Regions from separate parts of the Homo sapiens genome. Here region 1 is linked to region 2. A link is a loop called in an ENCODE intact Hi-C map of the cell type or tissue named here. Cell type or tissue: prostate gland. All regions are shown on one strand.

Region 1 (8,000 bases), 55 kb after region 2:
TTGCAACACTGGACATTTGCTACTTTAAGTTCCCTGTCTCAATTTCCCATCTGTGAACTAAACGTAATACTGTAGCATTTGCCTTTGCTGTCTTAGAGATGGTATTAAAATGATTTAATCAGACCAAAGATGTGAAGGCCCTAGGAATACACATTCTGATGACAAAGCAGACTTCTCCACTTTTGAGAGTTTGAAAAAACTTTTGATTTTTTTTACCCTGCATACATCCACTACCCCAACACTCCTCGTAATTAGAAAATATAGGAGACAAGTTTTTAAAACATAATAAAATATATGCGCATATGTACACACATATATGTATACATACACACACATACAAATAACAGTAATTAACTAGAATTCTGAGAATTTTTGTTTTACTTAGACCTATAGATGTGTAAAATTTGATGAATGAATGATTGCTTTGAAGGGAAAGGACCGTACCCCAGCTAGAATAGCTTGGACTAAAGCCAAGGCGGTGTGAATAACATATCTAGAGGGGACATGTTCAGAAGATGAACTGGAGAAATCAAGCGGTCCCAGAACACAGGTCACCCACCTCTATGTGGAAGAACCAGCTGTGAGTTCTAGCTTATTCCAGCTTACTCCTAGCACTTCCTGGGCTTAAAACACAACCACACATGGAGACTCACATGGCACCTGCTGAGAGAGCTCAAAGTTACTTAATGTACCCCTAAGAATGTTAATCTGAATTCCTACCTATTTGTGTCCAGGGAATGTGTCCAGGGGATCCCCTCACCCCAAAACCTAAGGACCCCCTTCCCAGCTCATCCAGGCTGCTGCAAGCCTGAGCAGTAACACAGTGACCCAACTAGGGAGAACTAGGACCAAGCACCTGGAGTGACAGGTCCCCACCCCAGTTCCACGCCTCACTTTTCTCACTCCGGATTTCTAAGCCGGTCCAAAACTACACCCTCTCCACAAAGAGGAGGGAGGGGGCACAGTTATTCTGCGAACCCAGCTCCTACCTAGACATTCACTTCGGGTAGTTTGGGGAAGTCAGCTTGAAACAAAAGCAGCACTTTCTCTGGATCCCAAGAGCAAGCCAGCGATTTCCTCCTCCCTTCATGGCATCCTCTGGCAACCTTCTTCCACTATTTCCTTTTGCTCAATTTTCAGCTAAACTTTCAAAACACTTTCCTATGCAACCGAAAATATGTTTTGAAGGAAGTCTTTGGGTTCTGGTGTACGGCCTGGCGCAAGGGCCCTCCCGCGGGTCTAAGGGCAGTTCAGACTCCAGCCATCATATTTGCTGTCCTTGGAGGGTGCTGTTGGTCAAGGCTGGCTGTGAGTTCATCACACATCCCCTTAGATGGGATGCCATTGAGGGGACAGAAGCATCTGACATTGGCCACTAAGATCTCCTTTTAATGGAGATTCCATCCGTCATGATACTTTAATATTCCTTTCTGGTAGCTAGCCCTTGGTTAGGAATTTTGTCTCTAACTCCACCGCAAATGATCAAAATGGATTATTTCCAGCCATGTGACTACTGGGCTGCCCAGGATTGGAGAGAAGGAACTAAAATATAAGAGTCAAGAGAGTTGAATTTTACCAACTTCACAATATGAGAATGGGTGCCTCGGTCTCCCTACCTGCCCACAAAGTATAGGATAGTTATTGAATTAAGGAGAAAGACTAAACATTCCTCTTTTTAGCCCTTGCTCTGACTCAGTAATTTCTACCTAGTGTTTCAGTATCATGGTAATTCTATAGATGAGAGGTCAGGCAAACGACAGCCACAGGACAGAACCCCACATATCACCTATTTCTATAAATAAAACTTTACTGGAACACAGCCACGCCCATTTGCTTTCATATTGCCTATGACTGCTTTTGAAATATAACAGCAGAATTAAGTCATTGCAATAGAGACGGTGTGGCCAGAAAAGCCTGAAATATTTACTCTCTCACCCTCTACAGAAAAGTCTGCTGAGCCCTGCCCCAGATAATGACGATGATGATGATTGCAACTCACACACCCCAGTGCTTCCATGTGCCTGGCATTGTTCTAGGTGCTTAGCATGTAATATCTCATTTAATCCTCACACCAAACCTTGAAATTATCTGATGAAATTATATCAACTCCTAGATATGAAAACAGAGACAGAGAAAGAAAGTTCAGGAAACTTCTCCAATGTTCCCAATTTAATAGAGGCTGGGACTCAGTCCAGGGTACTTTGGGTCCAGGAACCATGCTCTTAATGGCTGCGCTATGCTGTTTGAAAGTTCCGTCAGGCATTGACCTCATACTCGCCAGGCAGTGATTCCACTGACATTCATTTCACACTCCCCAAGCTGCCTTCAGATGCCTAATTCAGTCCCCAGATACCTCCATAAATAACGGAAAGAGACATCCCTGCTATAATTAACAAATCAGCACTTTGGAATGAGAATGATTTGAAGGAGCCGACCCTTGGGAGTCTGAACATCTTCGATCACCAACAAAATTGCATTTCTGGCCTCAGTCCAAGAAGACCCCAGTGGTTTCACTCACACAATGGCACTTGGCCTAAGTGAGGTCTTTCCTGAGACACCACCAGGCCCTCCAGCACGTGCTGCCTCCCTCTTCCTGGGGCTCTTCAAACCACAATCCTGGGATGACCTCACTTCCCAGGACTTCCACTAGGTTTTGACTTAGTGAGCCCATTGCAGCCATGGTAAGGCAAAATCCTTCCAGAACTAACTTCATTTTATCTGTTGGCCTCAACTGGATGTTAACAGTAACCTCTATTTTTTTTTTTCGTTTTGAGACAGGGTCTCGCTCTTGTCACCCAGCCTGGAATGCAATGGCATGATCTTGGCTCACTTCAACCTCCTCCTCCTAGGTTCAAGCAATTCTCCTGCCACAGCCTCCCAAATAGCTGGGATTACAGGTGCTGGCCACCATGCCTGGCTAATTTTTGTATTTTTCGTAGAGATGGGGTTTCACCATGTTGGAAAGGCTGGTCTCGAACCCCTGACCTCAGGTGATCCACCCACCTCAGCCTCCCAAAGTGCTAGGATTACAGGCATGAGCCACCGTGGCCGGCCAACAATAACCTCTAGCACATTAAATTCCTCCGCTGAGAGAAGAAATCACAATCTATTTATTTAAGCTCCTTGGCTTTGGTAAAACATGAATATTTCCATCCTGGAAGTGTTTCCTGAAGGATACCAGCCAACCAGCCATCAACAGCAGCTTTCAAAGCACCGGCTGGTGTCAATGTCCAACAAGAGGACGGCTTCTGAAAACAAGGCCATTTGAAGAGGCATTTGGGAAGTGTTCGTGCATCCTGATCCAACAGGCTGCTGGCTTCCTTCAGCTGTTGGCCCAAGTCCCAGTTTTGGGCTTGACTTAAAAAGATTGAAATAGTCCCACTCATCCACACACACAGAGGAAGATCTGTTGCAGCTATTGGATCTACCGGAAGTGATGCACTGTCTCCCCTTCCCCCATGTTAAGAGTCAGGGAGGGATGTATGAGTGACCTTTGACATCTGTGGGCTTGCTGCTGTCAAGATAAACCATCGTCTTAGCCCTCAGTGGAACAGGCATTAGGGGCTGAAATGCCCTCTGTAGGTGTCATAATCAACTTAACTAACTTAGATGGAAAATGGTTTTTAGATACAAAAACTTCCTGCAGTATTTTTGTCTTAAAATGAATCCATATGAAGAGCTAGAAAGATATTTAAAAGTCTCTAGCTCAAATCCTTTGTTTTGCAAACAAGAAACAGGAAATTCAGCAATGTTAAGTGATGTACATCTAAGATCACATGGTGATCTTTAATATAGCTAGAGAAACCCAGTCTAGTTATCTAAACAGAAAATGAACATACGCATTTGGTAAAGCAAATTCAGTGAAAAGTAGTTCTGCTCATCCCAGAACCCTTGTTCTCCTCCCCAGAGAGAGCCACACTTCACATTCTTTTATGTGTCCTTTCAGAAATATTCAAGAGTGATGTAGTTTTAGTATATAAACTTCTCTTCCACAAATCACCCAGTACATGTGATCATTGTGGTTCTAGCCCCAGATCATCTCCACTTATAAAAGTTGACCCAAACACAAGCAGCTCTGTTTGTATTGGTCAGACACTGCTGAGGCCCACACCCATTCTGCACATTTATTCATCTACCAGGCCTTTCATGGGTGCTGGACATGTTCCACAGTCATGGCTGTCTGCAGAACAAGGGTTCCAGCTGGCAGTACATGTGCTGCCCACGTAAAATTGGCCTAAATGAGCTTACACAATAAAACCCTGAGCCCCAGCAGTCACAAAGGGCATTTAGTGATGTTGCCAGTCAGGGTGTGTCCTGGCACTCGATACTTCACCAAATTACAGAAGATCCTTTTTTGCTTGGACTCAATTCAGGAAATAATTTCCCCTGCCAAGAGGCATTGAAAATATCTCTCCCTTGACTGCAGCAAACCCTCAGAAGCAAGACCCAGAGTCCCGGCACAGGGGAGAGTGCAGAGTCTGCAGCCACCACCAGAAGACCTTGCTGGGTTAACAGAGCAGCAGCCGGAGTTCCGCAGAGTTGGACAAGACACCATCCTCGGCCACCCACTGACAAACGCGGCACTAACAACTGCCACCTCACCTTCCATTTAACTGGCTCCCAAACGATGAATGCAAACTGAGCTGTCTTAAGTTAAACTCGCCTCTTTCCATGGCCCAGTATGGGTGGGAATTCTGCTCTTGGAAACTCACTTCATGCAATTAAAAAAATACCAGCACTGATAACTCAAATAAATAACAACATATACCCATGCCTTTACTACTATTAACTCAAACCCAGCTTATTTTTTTATTGTAACTTTTATTTTATCAAATCCAATTTAAAAGCAACCTTATAAATGTTTCTTTGGCAGGACTTTTCTGCCCAGGTTGGACACACTGAGGTATCTTTTCAATCCAGTGGCTTCTGGACTAAATCCTCATGTGTCATCTTTTTAAATAATTTCCTGTAGGAAGCATATTCGTTTTCACTAATTTAAGAACCCTGACTATGAGATCACATTCAAAATTTAGGTCAGCTGCCTCAAAAATTTTCACTGCTATTTGATGCTGCCAAAAAACAACAATAACAACAACTTTTAATAATGAATGGGGGCAGGGCCATTTCCATGGCAACATCTGCTTTCCCTTGATCTGCCTTTGCAATACATCACCTAAGGTGCCCTGCAGAGCAGGGCCAATAAATGGTCATGTGACCTGAGGGTCCCAGGGAAATTCCCACAAATCTACTTCAAGACCCTGCCATGCTGTCTAAAATTCTAACAGTAAGGAGTTTCTCCTTTGAAGGCACCTGCTTTAAGGTAAATGCTGTCTACAAATAGCAATCCAGGAACTTGATCCCCCAATAAAACAAAAAAAACTAGGCAGGATTTTGCCAACAAAACAAAAAAAAAAACTAGGATTGTGGGATCTTAGTCCCCAGAACTATTCAGATCTCAATTAAATCAGTGCAGTAAGCAATGCCACACCCTTCCCATAGGCTGTTGCCAGGATTAATTAAGTTTAGTATTAACTACATGAAAGTGTGAGTTCATCTTTTTTTTTTCACAGACTCTACAGGAAAGAAGAGAAGAAAAGACCAAGAACTAGGAGGCCAGTGTTTCCAGAGGAAGAGGATGCTCAACGACAAGGTGAAGTGGCCGGGAGCAAGCTTCGGATCCCTGTTTTGACTTCAGTGGCTCAGAGAAGAGGCTGTGAGTCACTCAGTGGTGAGTGTTTTCTCCAGGGTCACCCTCGGAAGGTTCAGGACGTTCCCAGGGACTTCTGAGCACAGGCTGCTATGATGCTTTCTCTCTGACTTCGCCTAGATCTCTGGCAAGCCCCGCTCTTTGGTTTGTGCCACCTCTGAGGACAGCATGATCCACAAGGTCACTCCCTGTTCTGATAGTCAAGCTTCCCTGTCAGATCTTCCACCTATCACGAGGTGTGCCCTGCTTCTCCTGCTCCAGAAATTGCTGGGGCACAATACATGTGCCGTGGTGGTTTGCTGTACCTATCAACCCTCATCTAGGTTTTAAGCCCCACATGCATTAGGTATTTGTCCTAATGTTCTCCCTCCCCTTCCCCCCACCCCGCCACCAACAGGCCTCGGTATGTGATGTTCCCCTCCCTGAGCCCATGTGTTCTCATTGTTCGACTCCAACTTATGAGTGAGAACATGCGGTGTTCGCTTTTCTGTTCTTGTGTTAGTTTGCTGAGAATGGTGACTTCTAGTTTCATCCATGTCCCTGCAAAGGACATGAACTCATTCTTTTTCATGACTGCATAGTATTCCATGGTGTATATGTGCCACATTTTCTTTATCCAGTCTATCATTGGTGGGCATTTGGGTTGGTTCCAAGTCTTTGCTATTGTAAATAGTGCCACAATAAACATACATGTGCATGTGTCTTTATCGTAGAATGATTTATATTCCTGTCGTTATATACCCAGTAATGGGATTGCTGGGTCAAATGATATTTCTGGTTCTAGATCCTTGAGGAATCACCATTCTGTCTTCCACAATGGTTGAACTAATTGACACTCCCACCAACAGTGTAAAAGCATTTCTATTTCTCCACATGTTTACCCAGTTTTCAAGTACCCAATACATTGTTATTAACTACAGTTGCCATGCTGTACAATAGATCTCCAGAACTTAATCCTCCTGTCTAACTGAAAAGTTGTATCTTTGGACCAAAGTCTTCCAACCCTCCCCAACCCCTGGTAGCCACCATTCTACCCTCTGCTGCTATGAATTCAACTTGGTTAGATTCCACATGCAAGGGAGATCATGCAGTATTTGTCCTTGTGTACCTGGTTTATTTCATTTAGCATAGCGTCCTCCAGATTCATTCATGTTGTCACAAAGAACAACATTTCCTTCTTTTATATAGCTGAATAGTATTCCATTGTGTATATGCACCACATCTTCTTCACCCATTCATTCACTGTTGGACACTTAGGTTTGTTCTACATCTTGGCTATTATGAATAGTGCGGCAATAAACGGGGTGGGGGGGTGCAGATATCTCTTCCGCATACTCATTTTATTTCCTTTGGATATATACCCAGTAGTAAGATTGCTGGATTGTATGATAGTTCTATTTTTAATTTTTTTTAATAAAAGAAACACCCCTAATTCCCTGAAGTGATTCCTTACTTATTAATCACGCATTGATTGACTCAGAGCTCATTTGAACCTTTTGGTGTTTTAGTCTGCACCACCCCTTCGTGACTGACTTCCACACACTTCCTTAATGATATTTAAACAGAAAATTCACTTTCTTTGTCCCTGCCAACATCAAGGGATACCCTCCTTGTTCTAGTATACTAAGTAAGTCTGATTTGAGTTGCTTCATGATTTTATATTCTCATCATGCCCACTCCTAACTTGCAGGAGTGAAAATCCCAGGTTTTGAGAAACTACCCTTGTCAGGAAGCCATTGCCTCCCCTGGATTCAGATCCTACTTCAAACATGCCCCAAGTCTAACCTGATGACTTCAAAATGCAGCCATGAGACCAGTAGGCATTTAGCGGGTCTAGACAGGAAACCCGGAGACCAAAACCAACCATCAGGACAAATGAATACTTCTCCATGACCTAAAATGAGTGAGCACACAGGGAAACCTCACCCTTGCAGATGACTTGCAAGTCTTCCACGCAGTAAAATTGCAAGCTAGTAAAATGTTTAAAAGCTCTGACAAAGTAGTGGAGAGTAGACAGGAATGATAGTTGTACTTCTCTGGAAGTAGTTTGAGATTACAGTTTTCCCTTAAAATGACTTCCAGAAAGTCACCTTTACTATTTTGCGAGATAAAGATCTCCAATCTATCCATGACAGCCCTGAAAAGAAACCCAGGGGTCACTGTGACCATTTCCTGGCAGCATCCCTCCTGCATTGTCCCACCCTAGTGAAAGGGCAGTGCAGCCGGCTGCTGTCAAGCCCGCATCCTGTGTTTACACAAAACCCAGCTTCAGCCACATTTGGAAAACTGCATG
Region 2 (8,000 bases):
GGATCTCTCCTCACTAGCCTGCAGCTTTGGGAAACTTACTGAACTTCTCAGGGTCTCAGCTTGTCTGGACCTAGAGTTGGAATAATGTTTCAAGGTTGCGAGAAAGATTCAAGATATTATACTTAAAGAACCCAGAAGAGTGCATGTTCCTTTAGTAGGTGACTCAATAAATGGTAGTCATATACCCAAATAAACAGCACAAACATCACCAGTGGCCTAAAACCATGAGACATTGTCTCCAAAGTTCAGTCCGACCTACCCTCACTGACCCACAGGCTCCAGAGTGAGCCTGTCTGCGTCATAATTCCAGCTCTGCAATAACTACTGGTATAACCCTAGCAAATCACTCTCTGTGCTTCCGTTTCTTAATCTGCAAAATAAAATAATAGTACTGATTATTTTATATGAGCGGTACCTAAAACCAGGTCTCCTACCTAGCAAGTGCTGTATTACATATTAGCTTTTATTATTATTATTATTATTATTATTATTATTATTATTATTATTCAGTACCAAGTTCAAACCATTACTAAATGTCAGTTTGGTCCTGATTTTTGCAGCCCAGCACTGAGCTGGGAGTCAGAGTGAAAATCGATGCCTCCTTAAAGTTTTTGATATTCATGCCAAATCCATGACACTTGCACCTATAAAGACAGGGTTCTCCATTTTCCTGGTCCTATCCTTGGCTTGCATTCATTTGTTTAATATCCTTTCAGAGCTTTAAATATTTACTCAATAGAAACTGAGACTCACCCAAACTAAACGAAATAAATAACCAGTTGCCCCTAGAAAAGCTCCATTTAGGTTTTTTTTTAATCTTCTGGGGTGCCTTTTTGGAATATTCTTTTCTCCACAGAACTGGGTAAATATTTTTCTACCTCCCTTACATTGACTCATTTGAGAAACATTGATTGATCCGCCCTCTGGGTGTCAGACCCCAAAGCAGGCCCTGGAGAGAGGTATACACATGAAACCGGACCCCGTCTTTGAGGAGCTCTCAGTCCACTGGGGAGCTGAGCAAAGCCCATGGATGATGAGAATGCAATAGGAGGAGGATGGCTGGTTTTCCTGTACAAGAATGGAATAAATAAGCAACAAAATGGAAATCTTTTTAATCTAAAATGTATCCATGCACTGCTGTAACACACTAAACACTGCTACTGAATCTAAGAACCAAGAAGCATAGAAATATGTTATACACACCCCCCCCCACACACACACACATACATACACACACACACACACTTCCCAAGTTTAGAATTAGAAGACGACAAAATTTCAGCATGCAGCTCTCCAGAAACTATATATTTTAGAAGGTTAGATTTATCACTAAACTTTAGAGTAACAACAATAATAATAATACCATTTTGCATTTTTGCTTTTCCTCTATTCAAAAAGCTTGCCTCTATCTTGCCTCTTTATATTCCCAGTACAATCTTGTGAGGTGGCTAGCACAGGCCTTCTGTCTAAATTTTATAGCTAAAAAGGAGACAAAATCACAAAGACTGAGGTTTACCCCAGGTTACTCAATCGGTAAAAATTCAGAGCAAAAGCATCCAGTTCTCTCGCTCTCTCAGCAGACTTTCTGAGAGACATCAAAAGAGGTCAAAGTCCTCAGAAATTAGGTTGGCAGAAGTTACTGTAAGAGGTGACTGCTTTGGCAATGAGTAACCAAAAAAGACGAGAGGCTGAACCCAAAGGGGCAGAACTGGAAACCAGCAGATTTTGCAAAGGGTTTCCTTAAGGTAAATTAAGACAACAAAATATACCTTTGCCTATTATCAGAGTAGCACACTTTTCTTTTATTTATTGTGATACTTTAAGTTCTAGGGTACATGTGCACAACATGCAGGTTTGTTACATATGTATACATGTGCCATGTTGGTGTGCTGCACCTGTTAACTTGTCATTTACATTAGGTATGTCTCCTAATGTTATCCCTCCCCCCTCCTCCCACCCCACAACAGGCCCCGGTGTGTGATGTTCCCCACCCTGTGTCCAAGTGTTCTCATTGTTCAATTCCCACCTACGAGTGAGAATATGCGGCGTTTGGTTTTCTGTCCTTGTGATAGTTTGCTCAGGATGATGGTTTCCAGCTTCATCCATGTCCCTACAAAGGACATGAACTCATCCTTTTTCATGGCTGCATAGTATTCCATGGTGTATATGTGCCACATTTTCTTAATCCAGTCTATCACTGATGGACATTTGGGTTGGTTCCAAGTCTTTGCTATTGTGAATAGTGCCACAATAAACATACGTGTGCATGCAGAGTAGCACACTTTTCAAAAAATTATAAAACCCAATGCTGATGAGAGAGTTGGAAAATGTTCATACAGTGCTGGTGGGCACATAAATTAATTAAACTTTCCTAGGATTAATTTAGCAGCAGGGATCTAGAGTTTTTAAAATGCCCATGCCCTTTGACCCCTACCATTCTACCTCTGGGGATTTATCTCAAGGAAAACTCGTTGAGATAACCTTTGCATCAAGGAGATGCAAAGGTTTAGCTACAAGGGTGTTAGTTGTAGTACTGTTAATAAGAGAAGAACATAGTTGTAGTACTGTTAATAAGAGAAAAACAATCAACTACCTGCCAACAGGATTTAATAAACTATCTATGCAATGAAATGGAAAAGCTTTTGTAAAAGAAAACTCATTCTCATAACAAGATGCTCCATCGCTGTGAGGTAAAAGCAGATAACCGAAAAGCATGTAGAGTACAAATATATTTCTTCAAAATGTAAATGTACTCAGAGACAAATACACCTACCAAAATGTTAACAGTGTTTACCTCACAGTGGTGTGTTTTTACTTCTCGTCTTTTACTATTATCTCTATGTATTTTTTAAAATTTTATTCTTGACAATGAGCTTGTGCTGTTTGTGTAAATGTTCCAAGGACGTATTTTAGAAGTATACCCTCGCTATTCTTTGACCGTTCCTGCCAAGTTTTCCTCCTAAGTAAACTAACAGTCTTGTGCTCAACGGGGTTTGTCAGTTCAATGATTAACAATAGCATGTAGTGTTAGGAAAGGCCATAAGAATCTTTTTAAACTCATCACTACCATTAGGCAGATCAAATTCATCTCAAGAAGTTTTCTTGGCTCTTTCTGGACAACTTTGTCTTCTTCCTTTTCCTAACAGATCAACACATTTATAGTAAACACCAATCTCTGGCATCAAATGCACACACACACAGACACACACACACAGAGACACACACGTCACTGTTCTCCAGCTGTCTCATGGGTGAATGCCATGACTCACCAAACCAGTTGGTCCTTAGCTGTATTTTTTGAAGCATCCTTCCCCACCATCCACTCCTCACACCCTCACCAACACAGCGAAAAATTCACATTTTGCATGAGCAATAAGGAGTTATAAATTGAATTGAATGATAAGCTTCATTAGGTTTTCCTTTTTGTTTTGTTATTTTCTTTCCTTAATCTTTCAGGTTCAGTCCCATTTTCTCATTCTTATGCACAACAACACTATCAGTAGGAATTATGAGGATCAAGGATAAATGGAGATCAAGGATAAATTATGGAGATCAAGGATAAAAATGCAAGGCAATGTTTATAATCCCCTCTGAGAGTGCATGGTCTTCTCTATAGCTATAGGTGCAACATTGGCAAAGCTTCTGAAGGGGGGAGAAAAATATGATCAGGCTTTTAAGATTACCTTTGAGGTCCTTATTGAAGAAAGCGTGTACAAGTTTTGCCAATACAATGCATTATACCTTTAAATGAAACCAATAGAGGCTGCCATTAATAACATAGCACATTCAGGCCAGGCGTGGTGGCTCATGCCTGTAATCCCAGCACTTTGGGAGGCCCAGGCAGGTGGATCACGAGGTCAGGAGATCGAGACCATCCTGGCTAACACAGTGAAAACCCATCTCTACTAAAAATACAAAAAGTTAGCAGGGCATGGTGGCAGGCGCCTATAGTCCCAGCTACTCGGGAGGCTGAGGCAGGAGAATCGCTTGAACCTGGGAGGCGGAGGTTGCAGTGAGCCAAGATCATGCCATTGTACTCCAGTCTGGGTGACAAAGTGAGACCCCATCTCAAACAAAATAAAAAATAAATTAAAAAGAAAACATAGCACCTTCAGTCAACATTGGGTTATGCCTCTCTAACACTGTAGAAGCTTAATGGGAAGTGATAAAATAAGTCTCAATTCTTACAGTAACAACAGTCTTATAAAACGACTTCATTTACAACACCTTTCACTTAACATCTCTCACCACATACCAAAAGTCATGTAACTATTCATGGTTTATAAGTAATATACAGTTATAAAGTATATTTCCCATATGTTTCATAGTTAATCTTCCATAGATAATCACAGTCGTTCTCCTAATATGACTCAGAAACACATCTTAAAGTGAAACATGCCTACAGAGCCATATAACTTCAAGAAATCCTTAAAATGTTGTTTCGACAAACAATATAACGTTACCTTTTATCAGATTCCATTTGTCTTTCCTAAATACCTCATTAATGTGTAAGTAAACCCAAAAAAAGGAGGGAAAAAAATACAGAAACAAAAAACCTGCAGTGCAATTAATCATCTTACCGTCTCCGTTCTTCATCCTTGGGGCATTTGGGAATGGCTGGCCTCCCAGGAGGTGGAGAATGTCGGGGTAATCCGACAAGGTTTCTTTTCCCAAATGAAGCCTGCTGAGCTGATGTTGGTTATTAAAAAACGAAAGTGCTTTTTGAAGTCAGCCCTAGCTAGAGTTGTTAATTCAGGTCTGTGCCGCAGCAGAGTGACAACTCACATCTTGCCGGACGCCCCAGCTGGTACGGAGGCTCAAAGGAAGGAGAAAGTGGGGTTTTGGAGATGGCTGTGTCACAGCCTCTTAGGGCTTTAATCCCTCGGCCGTGACACATCTGGGGAACTATGAACAGGAAGCTCAGAGCCAGGCAGACAGCCAGAATCACTCAGCAAACGTGCCAGACCCTTAAGAAACACCAACACCCGCCACTGCACGGTAACCTCTAAAGTTTCCCGAAGCTGGTGCTTTCCTCTCATGACTTTGTGTTGAACCTGGACAAGCCTGCTGGCTGAATCCAGCTCATTATCATGTTCCCATCATCAGAGTCTTGACTGGTCAGTCTCAGGCCTGTGGTGGCCTAAGCTTTCCCTCTCTGCCTACCTCCCAATCCTTAGAGCAATCTCCCTAGAGTCAGCCCAGGCAATGCTGCAGGACTCTTTATTCAGGTCTGCTCGTGTCCCAGATGCTGGCCCACTTCTCATGGTGGCCACCACTCCTGCCATGTGCCCTGAGAACTCTGGAAGTCTCCCTTCACCACACCCTGGAGGTGGGATGGCCACTGATCACCCCTCAGCTCAGGGAGATGAAAGCTGGAGCCTCTGGCTTCCACAAATGCAGCCAGATCCACCTAGGAGAGCTGGTGCTGCCAAGCCTCCTCTTTTTTTTTTTTTTTTTTTTTTCTGAGACAGTCTTGCTCTGTCTCCCAGGCTGGAGTGCAATGTCACAATCTCGGCTCACAGCAACCCCTGCTTCCCAGGTTCAAGTGATTCTCGTGCCTCAGCCCGAGTAGCTGGGATTATAGATGCCCGCCACCATGTCTGGCTAATTTTTGTAATTTTAGTAGAGATGGGGTTTCACCATGATGGTCAGGCTGGTCTCAAACTCCTGAACTCAGATGATCCACCCCCTTGGCCTCCCAAAGTGCTGGGGTTACAGGCATGAGCCACCGCACCTGGCCTGCCTCTTTTATTTCTCTCATAGCTCCTCCTGTGCTCTGCACTCCGATGAACATTCTCAACATGATACAGAGTCCAGCCTATCACAACGCTACTCAAAAATCTGCATCGTAGGGAGGAAGAGTCAAGCCTCCAATTCTAGCATTCAAGGTCTTCAGACATCTGGTCTCACACACTTTCCTGTCATTGTTCCCGCTACCCTTTCCAAGAGCGCTTTGTGCTCACCTGGATGGGCCGCCTGCTGACCCTAAGAGGCACTGCTCAAACCTCTGCTTCAATGCTCTGCAGCCTCAATTCTGCCACTGCCACTCCTTACCCTAGCCAATTGACACCACTCAGCACGACACAGCCCACCTCCTCTTTGCTCCTTCCCCTTCTTTCCAGTTTTCACCGCCATTTGCTCAAGCAGACCCCACTCAAGCATCCTGGGGTGATTTTCCCGACTCTGAACCTGTGCCTTCTCTCTGTGATGATAACGGAGATAGCAGAAGTGAGCACTTACAGGTGCCAGGCATTCTTCAAGGAAATTTAAATTATATATTCATTTACTTATTTATTTTTAATTTTATTTTAGTTTCAGGGGTACTTGTGCAGGTCTGTTATATAGGCAAATTGTGTATTCAGGCGGCTTGGTCTACAGATTTTTTTGTAACCTAGGTAATAAGTATGGTACCCTATAGGTAGTTTCAATCCTCACCCTCCTCCCACACTCCATCCTCAAGTAGGTCCTGGTGTCTGTTTTTCCTTTCTTTGTGTCCGTATGAACTCAGTGTTTAATTCTCACTTATAAGTGAGACCATGCAGTATTTGATTTTCTGTTTCTGTGTTAGTTCTCAGAAGAATGGCCTCCAGTTGTATCCATGTTGCTGCAAAAGACATGATCTTGTTCTTTTTCATGGCTGCATAATATTCCGCGGTGTACATGTACCACATTTTCTTTATCCAGTCTACCACTGATGAACATTTAGGTTGATTCCATGTCTTTGCTATTGAGAATAGCGATGTAATGAACATCATGTCTTATGGTAGAATGATTAATATTCCTGTGGGAATATACCCAACAATGGGATGGCTGAGTCAAATGGTAGTTGTGTTTTAAGTTCTTTGAGCAATCACCAAACTGCTTTTCATAGTGGCTGAACTAATTTACATTCCCACAAGCAGAATATAAGCATTCCCTTTTCACTGCAACCTTGTTGGCATCTCTTATTTTTTGACTTTTTAGTAATAGCCATTTTGACTGGTGTGAGATGATATCTCATTATGGTTTTGACTTGCATGGAAATTTAAATTCTTTAGGCCCATTTTACAGGTGAGAAAACTGATTGAGATTATGTAAATACTTTCCCCAAGCTCCCTTAGTCAGGCAGGGGTAGAGCCCAGGTGGAGCCCAGGCTTGCATTGCTCTTCAAGTGTTACCAGGGATCCACCGCAATTTACTTGACAACAGGTCTTATCTACTCAGGAACAGTGCAAGTTCCTAGCAGCCATTGTCTCATACTTCCTGGTACCCTTTCCAGAGAGCACCCAAAAGACCTTCCAATTCCAGGCTATTTCCAAGCAGCTGGATTAATTGGCAGATTATTAGTTCAAGGACTTTTCCAGCCCTCTTTTCCACTCCAGATGATTTCTTCTCTCTTGCTCCTTCCTACTTCTCAAAAAGGAGAAAAATTGGAGGAATCTGCACTGTTTAGTTAACCTGTGTGAACACACACGCCACACACATGCACCCACACGCACCCACACACACGCTTTTGCCTGGGTTTTGTCAGCTGTGTTGTTCCCCTACAGAGTTCAGGGAAAACAAATAGTCATAGTTGGCAACAAAAATTCAATATCAGAAGTTAATGGATAATCTCTCAAACTCTAGGGTCCTTTATGAATGCTAAAGTATAGAATTCCCTGAGCCGAGCCCAGAGCTTTTAACATTTAAACTATCAGAAGACGTCATTCTAACACAATTTTATCAGTAACATGGTCTTTGACAAACTCCAGAATGTCTGTGTTTATACATAAAAGGTCAGAAATAACTCAAGTATTTTCCCAGAATATTCTTATGGAAAAGTTTACACATTCAGAATTGATTTGCATTTATGAATATCTTTAATGTGGCTGTAATCCATGTGTTTCTTATACCTCCCAATTGAAAAAGGAGAATAGGAAGAAGCACGTACAGTATGTGTGTGCATGTGTGTGCATGAGCATGTGTGTATGTGTGTGCATGTTTGTGCAAGTATGTGCAACCCTAGAATCTAACCTTGG

What was found. A loop is a pair of places that touch in the nucleus more often than their neighbours do. Peaks named below come from ENCODE experiments on the same cell type or tissue, not always from the same donor. Only the 100,000 strongest peaks of a DNase experiment are listed, where the experiment ranks them.
Region 1: a loop joins it to region 2, with 2.4 times the contacts of the local background. A loop is called at or near these places in 9 of 110 quality-filtered maps.

What each region holds. Positions count from the first base shown.
Region 1 is chr2:102,046,440-102,054,439 of GRCh38, reverse strand. No RefSeq gene overlaps it. Among named protein-coding and RNA genes, the nearest start is that of IL1R2, 58 kb to the right of the region's middle. In prostate gland, no CTCF peak of the experiment used is centred here; DNase peaks (open chromatin) are centred at 3,279, 4,219 and 5,789; H3K27ac peaks cover 5,823 bases.
Region 2 is chr2:102,101,453-102,109,452 of GRCh38, reverse strand. It overlaps a transcript of IL1R1 not described here. Among named protein-coding and RNA genes, the nearest start is that of IL1R1, 37 kb to the left of the region's middle. In prostate gland, no CTCF peak of the experiment used is centred here; DNase peaks (open chromatin) are centred at 2,941, 3,232 and 4,902; H3K4me3 peaks cover 2,882 bases; H3K27ac peaks cover 5,461 bases.